2 separate regions of the Homo sapiens genome follow, and region 1 is linked to region 2. The links are chromatin loops, found by intact Hi-C in ENCODE. Cell type or tissue: B cell. All regions are shown on one strand. Links, peaks and the distances in the headings refer to the core of each region. The heading gives the core; the rest is flanking DNA.

The links. Hi-C counts contacts between places; a loop is a spot of excess contacts. Peaks named below come from ENCODE experiments on the same cell type or tissue, not always from the same donor. Only the 100,000 strongest peaks of a DNase experiment are listed, where the experiment ranks them.
Region 1: a loop joins it to region 2, with 24 times the contacts of the local background. A loop is called at or near these places in 84 of 110 quality-filtered maps.

Annotation. Positions count from the first base shown.
Region 1 is chr1:207,826,500-207,831,458 of GRCh38, reverse strand. No RefSeq gene overlaps it. Among named protein-coding and RNA genes, the nearest start is that of MIR29B2CHG, 6.3 kb to the right of the region's middle. In B cell, for the core only: CTCF peaks have their summits at 2,679 and 2,690; a DNase peak (open chromatin) is centred at 2,748; H3K27ac peaks cover 1,829 bases.
Region 2 is chr1:207,961,740-207,966,698 of GRCh38, reverse strand. All of the region lies in intron 2 of LINC02767 (long intergenic non-protein coding RNA 2767), which reads right to left. Among named protein-coding and RNA genes, the nearest start is that of LINC02767, 5.2 kb to the right of the region's middle. RefSeq lists enhancers at 1,999-2,528, 3,215-3,274, 3,335-3,434. In B cell, for the core only: CTCF peaks have their summits at 2,776 and 2,978 (motif pointing right); a DNase peak (open chromatin) is centred at 3,008; H3K4me3 peaks cover 1,116 bases; H3K27ac peaks cover 433 bases; H3K27me3 peaks cover 252 bases.

The DNA.
Region 1 (4,959 bases), core at 389-4,388, 130 kb after region 2:
GTGAGCCCTCTGGGGTGGGAGCTTAGATTTAATGATTAGCGGCCTAAGACAAGATAGATGTTTTGGCCTGTTTCACTTTCCCAAGAGGTGATGGGAGCCAGCTTGGGCAGGACATTTTGGAGCCTGGATTTCTGGCCTGAGAGACAGACTGACTGTGTCTGTCCAGGAAAAAGCATCTACTTACAAACAGAGCATCCTAGTCACAATATCTGCTGTTGCAGGCCTGACCTTCCCCCATGCAAACATGCCCCTCTCTGTGCAGCCCTTGGGCGTATTTCACACGGGAGTCCCTGTTGGTGCTGGGGTTCACTTCCATTTGTGCTGTGAATTCAGCACTCAACTTGGCCTTTGCTTGTCTTCCTTTACCCTGAGGGTCGGGGAGCCCTGTGTTCTTGGCCAGCGTCTGCCAGGTCACTCACTCTCTGCCGCCTGGCTCCGGCTCCCTGTCTGTGGCGGCATTCTGAGTGTGTGTCTGCATTTCACCTCTGCCAGAACCTACCCTCCAGCACAGGCTGTCCCCAGCCCTTGCCTCTCGGATTTTCACTTGGCACCTGGCACTGCATTGTGTCCTTGGAGTGTTCGTTGTCACTGCTGGGCCTTGTTTCGCTTCAGCTCAGTGACATGGGTGGAAGTGTCATGGTCTCTTGGGTTGGGGGAAAGCTCCTCAGTGGCTCTGGGGTAGTTCCTCCAGGAGACTGGCACAGTGTGGTCTTCATGGCTGAGGTCTGACCACACCATGATCACTGCTGTTGGTCTGCAACTATTAATGGCACTGCTCCTTAGGAGCCTTTTCCCCATGAATGCCATCAGACTTCTACTCTATGAGTACCATTTCTGTCCCCACCCCAACATCGAGCACATTCTCATACTTTTTGTGATTATATATACTTAGATTTCTGTATTTTTGTTTCTTCTTGAAGTTGCTTGATGTTAGAAATTCATCTCTTCCTTACCAGGTGTTGAACTATCCCAGTAATTTAGCTTTTACTTGGCTTCTGCAACCTTTTTTTCTCTAAGCTCCTTATCTGTCTTGGGCCTACCACTTGAACACACTTGATCTTGTCTACTTATCTCGTCAATATGAAGCTAGGTATGGTTGTGTCTGGTTAGTACTTGGATGGAAGATCTGAGAATGCTAGGTATTCTAAGTCTTTTGAGGTGTTGGTAGGCTTTTTCTTATACCAAATGCAAAATCTTTATGTCACCATTGTTGTCATTCTCATCATCATAGTGATAGCTGGGATTAATTGAGCACTTATTCTGTGTTGGGCCTTGTGCTGCATTACTTCTGTATCTCACATCCTCTCCAAGAAAATCCCAATGAAGTATAGATGAAGCTGAAACTAGAAACTTAGAAAGGTTAAGTAAGTTGTTCAAGTTTATATAATTAGTCAAGAGGCTGCACTAGAATTCAGATTCAAATCTATCTCATTTTAGAGTTAGAGTTTTTAACCACTAAATGTAATATTTTTGTTTGGTAGTTAAGTACTCTATAAATGTTGGTTGAATGGCAAGATTGCTCTGACAGTCCAGCTGTTCTCCATGGTGTCACTAATGATGATGATAGCACACAGCATTTTTTGAATGAATGCTTGCAGTGGTAAGCTCTGTACTAAAAGATATGCATTAGTTAACCCATTTAATCTTATAGCTCAATGAGGAAGATTACCCCCATTTTGCTGATTAGGAAACTGAGGCCAGAAAGGCCAAGGTAACTTGCCCAAGGTGACACAGCTAAATAGTATTAGGGGATTTGGATGCAAGCTGTCTCCTAAACTGTGTGAGTCTGTACTCTTAATCACTATGTTGCTCTCCACAAAAAAATAAGGCTGATTTTTATTTTTCTGTGCTTTTCTTCTTGCTGTCCCCTTCCTTAGCTAGTGATGCTATTTCTTTACCAGTTCTTGCTCATCCTATTCATTCTCAGAAGCCCAGGCTGGAGTTCTCTTCTCAGACTATGCATGTCCACATCAAGCTGGCTTCTCACAATTGGCCCCTCAGTGTATTTTCCTAAACCTTACTTGTAAACATGTTAAAATGACCAGATTTACAATTAGTGATCTACACCGTAATAGCAGACCTATTTGTTTGTCTTATTTCTACCAAAGAAATGGAACAGGGAGCTCAGAAACAGACCTATATGTATCTGGACACCTGATTTATGATGAAGAAGGCACTGCTGGGCAGTGGGGAATGGATGGTTATTTTAATAAACAGTGCTGGTTCAACTGGATATCCACAGGAAAGAAATGAATCTTGATCATATACAAAAATAAATTCCAAAGCGATCATCAATCTAAATGTGAAAATTAAAACAAAACTTCATCTACAAGATAGCATAGAATATCTTTATAACTTTGGGGTAGCCATACATTTCTTAAAGAAGACACAGAAAGCACTAACTCTAAGGGAGAAGACTGATAAGTTGGATGTCATTAAAATGAGGAGCTTCTGATTATCAAATGACATCAATAAAAGAGAGTGAAGCCAAGCAGAGAGGAGAAGATATACTCAGTACCTATACCTGGCAAGTGGATTCATATCCAGAATATATAAATAACTCCAACAAATCCATCAGTAAAAGAAACCCTTCCCCCTGGACAGAAAAAAGTTCCATACTGAACAATTGTGAGTTGTATGCAGTTTTCTTCTCCCAGTGCAAGGTTCTAACCAGTATGTCCTGGATCACTGGCACAGCCTGGTGGCTGGCCTTGGGAACTGTCTGATCTGGTGGCTCTTGGCATTTTCTTTTGTGTATGGACTGTGGGCCCTTCCTTTCCCATGTGCTTCTTCACTTGCTATTGGTTTGGCCACAAGAGGCTCCTGTCTCATGAATGCCTGTGTCTCTTCCTCTTTTCCTTTGGCTTGTTAACTTTTGATCAGTTATTTCGAGAATATTTCTCTCTGGCTTCTTCCCCCCGCCCTTCCTTTTTAATTTCCCTTTTTGTACCTTCTTGTTTAGCCTAAAAACTTCTGGTTGTAAAAACCATCCTAAAGTGTCTCCAAGTCTTTGGGGGAGTAGGCTTGTTCTCTGGGGCTCCAGAGGCAGAGTGGAGACCTGAAGGCTAATATTTCCCTGCAGAGAGATTTCATCTCAGTTGTGTTCCACTTGTCTGAACCCTCCAAAGGTGTGGTGGGAGTTATTGAATCAAGTTGGGGCTAGACCATGACTTGGTCACGGTGGTGTTTGTGGAGGGTACTGTGTCTTGAATGGGCAGCTGGATTATGATAAGCCCTTCCAATCTTATCACCAAAGCCCTGGATGGACGTTTTGTGGATGTCCAGAGAAGCGCTCTCAACTGGGAGACAGAGCCAGTATATCAGCATGACTTTTCTGCCTAGCTGGCAGGTCAGGATGCACACATATTATTACTACTTCAGTTAAATCACGTATACTTGGAAGTCATTTCGATACACCTCTCCACCTGCAGCCCTCAGGGAAGTTTTAAATTTTCCTCATTTTCCTCTATGCTTATTATTTTCCTCAAATGGCAGATGTGTGAGGTAAAGTTTTCCTCTTTGGGTATGTTCTTTATTTTATTTAATTCCTCACTCTGGCAATGCTTGCTCTTTTTTTTTTTTTTTTTTATTACAAACGTATTGTATTTTAGACACATTACAACCAGGAGAACAAACTGGAAGCTCTATAGGTATGTTCTGACCATTAAAATATCTGGACAGTGTTAAAAAAAAAATCAGGAGTTTAACATAAAGCTAGTTTTCCGCCTTGCCCTGAAAACCTGGATGATCTGGACTCTTTGGGTCTCTGTTCCCAGATGGTCCCCAGCAGGCAGAGCCAGGAGGGTGGCCCATCAGGAGTGGCACGGTCCTTCCACTGGGCACATCCCCTCCCCAGGCCACTGTACTCCTTCATTACCTGCATGGCCCCTGAAGACACTGGAGTTGATGACTTCCTGGAGTGGATAAAATGGGCTTTTGTGAGCTAGCCTGGGAACCAAGCAGTATGTTTGATATTATTTCATTGCAAAAGTGGATCTCAGCTTTTAAAGTAAGCAGATGTTTTAAATATCAGCAATGCAAATTTGGGAATACTTAGCCTCAGCTGGAATGTGTGTGTTCTCCATGATGGACTGTTTCTGATGCTTTTCCTGTGCTGTATCTTGGCTTAGCACTTAGTAGGTACTTAATAAATGATTTACCTCAGGTGGTAACCAAGCGCCTGTTGTCCACCAGCTCCCAGGGAGTGAACAGAAATGCCATCTTGCTGTGGACTGGGCCTGTCAGTTCCACCTGAGACCAGATCGCTGCCAGATTTATCTAGAACATCCACTCTAGCTCTAGATAACAGAGATTGGAATGTGTCCTCTGCACAGCTTCCCTGTCTGGAGAGCGAGGTAAAGACCTAGACCCCGTCGAGTTGGCCCTAAAGAGGAAACAGGACAGGGAGGCCGGCATGAAGCCGGCATGAAGACTGCTTTTCTGGCTGTTGCCTGCCGAACTGGAGTTTGTGGCCGGTACACAGTGCTTGCATTCCACACCCTGAACAAGGGCGGGTCAAAGTTCAGCTCATTCCCCTTTAAAGAAAAAAATTCTTTGTCTTTGGCATTTCGAAGTTTTGACCCAGATCAGTCGGAGGCCACGGAATGCTCATGAAGTCTGGAGAGTTTGTTTAGTTCCTGAGTCCGGTAGCTGCCGAGGAGCCAAAGAGAGCCGGCAACCTGTTGGGCTTGAGCTGAAGCCTTGCCTTTTCAAGTTTGTGCTGGCCTGGCCTCCCCAAGCCTCTGAGGGTGAGTAGAAGGAGCCAGCACCTTTTCCCCACTCTGAAGTTATCTTTACCCCCTGAAATCAAACACTGCATGCAGCACCCTGTAAAACTGCTTCCTTGTAGGCTCGAGCGTGCTTGCTAAGTAAACATCCTCCCATGTTTTTGGAACTGAATTCATTTCTGCTTCCTGGTCATCCCATTCGGGTTTTTTTGTTCTTGGTGCCTTGTAGAAT
Region 2 (4,959 bases), core at 641-4,640:
TACACACTTACTTTCACAAGGACCCCACAGTTCTTCTTGAGTGAGATAAATATATGCAAAATGCCTCACAGCACCGCAACCACTAGAGTCTTCTCCTCTAGAACTGCATGTACATTTAAATGCACAAACAACATCTGAAAATATTCTTTGCAGATAAAAATCCCAATAATAACTCATCCCCCCACCCCTCCAAGATTACTCTAAGGTTGCCACTGATTTCCCCACTGGCAAGAGGGAGCAAATAGGAGGCAGGAATAGTATAGTCTTCTTGCCTGTCCTGATCCCAACTCCTCCAAGAAATGGGGTTTCACAGACTGAGTCTGCGGACCCAGAATCATTGGGGCAATCATTCTGTCTGACCTAGAAGTAACTGGACAGGAATCTGAAAAGCAACAGATCCCCTCTGCCTCTTTTTGGTGAAATATGGTTTATCAAAGTGGGCAGAAAGGTTGAGGCCATATATCAACCTTCCCATTTTACAGATGGGGAGACTGAGGCCATGGAAGTCATTCAGCATTGCCTTCACTCACAGATCCAGTGTCTCCTGCCTCCTGGTCCAGTATTCTTTTCCCATCCCCTCCTGTCTCACCTCCTGCCCCCATCTTTTTAGACTTTGGGAACAGCAGTGGTGAAGAGGGAGGATAAAGGGAAGATTATTCCATGTCCAAGGAAGGTTAGCAGGAGAGAGCCACAGAAGAGCATCTTGTAAGGTACTGAAATCCAGCTGAGGCTTCCTCCATAACCCAGACTTCTCCCCCAAAAAGTTCCATGACATCTGCTGGCTGCCTGGCCTTCGCGGATCTATTTAACCCAGAGACACTGTGATCGCTCATGTGCTTTGATCCTGCAGGCGCCGGCAGCTTTTTGTTCTATTATTCACTGCAGGGTGGATGCTGAGTTGTCTCTCCTTATTACAGGCAGTGGTTGGGCTTCCCACCGCCTCCCCAAGGCCACTGGGTGATAGCCATCAATAAGTCAGTAGCAGCGGCTGGCTTTGAGATGCCTTTTGGGAAAGGGATTTGTACCATTTCAGAATCATCGTTTTCTACAAGCATCCTTTTTGGGAGAGATCTGGGGAGAAAAACAATTAGCATAACAATTACAGAAATCCATGTAAAGATGCTAAGAGGAATACCTTATCTGCCCAGCTGGTGGCAGCTTTTGAAGACAGACCCCTGCCTTTATATCTGTGTGCCCTGCACAGCATCTGGCACATAGTGGGGCATCCTCTAATGTTTATTTAATGACCCAGTGTATGAGTGAACATCTCTTCTCAAGCCTCAAACCCATTCCCTTCAAAAACAAGAGGAAAAGAGGCACTGAGTATCATAAAAACTTTTAACCATGTGGCATTCTGGATAAATCTGTTTATTTGTTTATCCACAATCTCCCCACACACACACTACAAGACACAAGCTCTATACGGGCACTTTGTATATGCCTAGCACCTACAACAGTGCCTAGCATACAGTAAGTCCTCAGGAAACGTGCAAAAAATGAATGAACTGGATGTCAGGAGACCTGGGAACGAATTCCAGCTAAGTTACCAGCTGGCTGAGTGACCTGGGCCAGTCACTTCTCTCTGGATCTCAATTTGCCCCCTGTGTGGCAGGAGCATTGTGCCAGATCTACGATAGAATCAATCACCTAGTCTAGACATTTCTTGAAGAACATGGGACATTGTGTCACCCTACCAAATCCATGCTGTGAGCCTTCCAGATCCATGTTCTGTCCCCGACTTCTTCCTCCACAGTCATGAGGTGCTTTGACAATCTATACAGATGCAATGTGACGGGGTCACACAGAAAAATCCCAGGGGCCTGCAGCCAGAGGGAATGTGTGGAGGCTACGGAAAGGAATATCCTTGAACGGAATGCATGACTTCTGCAAGAGTCATAGCTTCATTTCTGCACTTGCTCTCCTCTCACCAATAATCCAGGCACAGAAACCCTCCCCCGCCCTCCTCCCTCGGGGGCACAGGATAATGTTGATGGATGGGATGGAGTCTGGAGCTGAGAGGGCATGGAAAAGAGGGGAGCCCTCCTTAGCAGACCGTCTTGGGGCACACAGGTGGAATGATCGAGTAGCCAACATGCACTTCAGCAAGGGCAGAGTGATGTTTTTCATGACTAATCTTCAAACCCCGGACGAGAGGAAACACATTCCAAAGCGACTGCTTGAGACAAGAACAGGGTGGGACGCAAAAAGTTAACTGAGAATCAGGAGATAGGAGAAGACTCAGCCACACCCAGCCAGTGAAGATGAATTTAAAGAGAACTCTATGTAGTGCGGCTCCCTGGGTGGAACAGAACATATGATTCTCGTGCCAGAGTGTGGGTTCACCCCTCTCGCCTAAACCTTCCGTTGTGAGGTGTGCCCTTCAGACAGTTATGCTTGGGTGGGCCCCGAGCAACCCCGCCACCCTCCACTCTCACCGCCCCCGCACGCTTGCAGAAAGCCAGCCTTTCTGGAATGGTGACTCGTCGGGGTGTACGATGTCTTCGTGGGGTGGGCAGAAGGGATGGTATTCCCTGTTTGCAGCCCCTGGGGTGGCAGGCGTATGTTGGGCCTAGCTGGCTCCTATTTCTGAGTCTTGACACCTCCCCCGCTGCCTGCCTCCTCCTCCTCCTCCCTCTCCCCTGGGCCGCCGAGCTGTTTGGCCCGCGGTGCCCCGCTCAAAGTCAGGGCCAAGGCCAGGGGAGGGGGCAGGCGGTGGTTCCCAGCACTGCCCTCACCTGATATTTACTTTCCAGGCTGTTGACTCCCAAACAATACAGTGCACGCCGATTTGCAGGGTACCTTCCGTCTACTTTCCCAGTAAACCACTCCCACCAAGCAAACACGCAGGGTTCCCCTGGCCCGCGCGGACCTGGAAAAACACAGCGCTTGGCTGGTCTCCCTGGCTGGCCGGACCCGCCGCCTTCCGGCCAGCGCACCTCCGCTGCGTGGAAGCGGCCGTGCCATGGCGCCTTGCGGCCACGAGAGGGCAGCCGCGGGCCGCAGAAACACCACCGCGCCCGGCTTCCCGAGCCTGCGCCTGCGCAGACCCGAGGCCGACCCGAGGCGGTCGCTGGCCAAGCGCCCGGCCAGCGCTTCCGGCTGCCGAGGCTGCAGCCTTCAGTGAGCTGTGGCTCTGCCGCCCCGGGAGGGAACAAATGGCGGATTTCAGGCCTCCGGGCCATGCAGCCTCCCTCTGAGGCCCCAAAGGCGCGATAGAGGCGGTGAGATGCGGCTGGAGCTGGGAACGAATTCCCCGGCCGGCTGGGAGGCCGCCCAGCCCGGTGCGCTGACCGCACTCGCCTTGCTTTCACCCCTCGGGTCGCCTCTCGCACCTCGCAGCCGAAAGCCCCTCCGCTGGGTCACGTTTCTCCATCCCGCTGCAGCCTGAGCAAGGTCGCCTTCATCCTTTACAGACAGAAGTTCCTCTACCCGGAGGCCCGGAGCCTGGGAGAGGGCCACTGGGAACGTCGCATTTGCAGAGCCCCAGTAACCGGGCTGTGGACCGTCTTCTTACTGCTTGAAGTTTCAGGCTCAGAGCAGGAAACGATTCCAGAGCTCAGCCAGGCACCGATGAGAAGAAAAACAGAAGCAGCACATTGCCCAGGGCCATGGAGCTTGCCAGTGAAGAGCAAACCAGGCCACGTAGGGCCGCTGCTTGGGACCCTGTCCTGGCACCCCCAGCTCTTGGAGAAAGTCAGCGCTCCCAAGGCCTCCAGGCCCGCCAGCATCGTCTGGCCCTGACTGCTCTCCACCATACCCCACTCTCCACTGCAGCTCTTCCCCATGTCCCGGCTGTGCACATCCGGCTCCATGATCCCAGCCGCGCCCAGCTTCACTCTCTGCCCAGCAAACTCTTGCTTGTCTTCTAGGTGTTGGCTTAGAAAACATTCTCCCTGCAAAGTTTTCTAGGCGTTCCCCGCACCTCTCACACAACCCTATGCAACACTGTATTCCAGGGTAGCCCACACAGAACCTCACCTGCTTGTTCACTTATCTGACCCAGAATACGAAAGGCCCACACTAGGTCTTAATTAATATGTCCCCTACATCCCAGCTGCCCCATCCAAGTCCCCAATTTCTGGGCCCATGTACTTTTTACCGTGTTGCCCACTGGCCCTTTCACTATTGTAACTAAAATAAGCAGATTTATGGCCTAGAAGACTCTATGCTTCTACGTCAGAACAAGAGCCTGCTCTTTTCTAATTCCTGGGAGAATATTATGACAATTCTTGCTTCTGAAGCCTGGAGAATAATTTCCAACATGACAGTCTCCCTACTTCTGTGGTCCGGAGGGTACTTTCTAACTTGAGTTATTCTCATTATTCCACTCAAGAGAAGTAACTGCAAAACAGGTGTTAAACCATGCAGTAGGATTTACAGAGGTTGAGGGACTCCATGAGTCCACTTGAACCAGAGCAGCACGATTTTTATTTTTTAGGTAGGAATTTCTTTTGGGGGGAAAATAAGGAGCCAAGAATTCTATTAATGCTTTAAAAATGTTTTAAGTGGGAGGAGGGTGAAGGGACAAGCAACTCTACTTTCTGCTCAATATTGCTGTGAACTAAAATTTTTCTAAAAAATACAGTTGATTGATTTATTTAAAAAATGTTTTAGATGTCACTACACTAAAGGATTATAAAGTAGAGCAGCTGAAGAGCTGTGGACAATTGTTAACAACTAATCATTTCCAAAGGCTGTACCTACATTCCCAGTGAAGCACATATCATAACTTCTCAACCTAGGGAGCCTTTCCCTTCCCTTTTATGTGGAGTCTATTTATTGTCACCCATTGTTTCTTCTTCCCTGACACCAGGGAGTCTGATTTTTTATGGGTGTAGTTAGGAACTGAAAGTTTGTTTCTTTGTTTTTTTTGGTTTTTTTTTTCAGAATTTGTTACATTTATAGAAAAAGTTGCTATGTTACTTATTTGAAGAAGAGTTGAAGCTTTTATATTTCTCT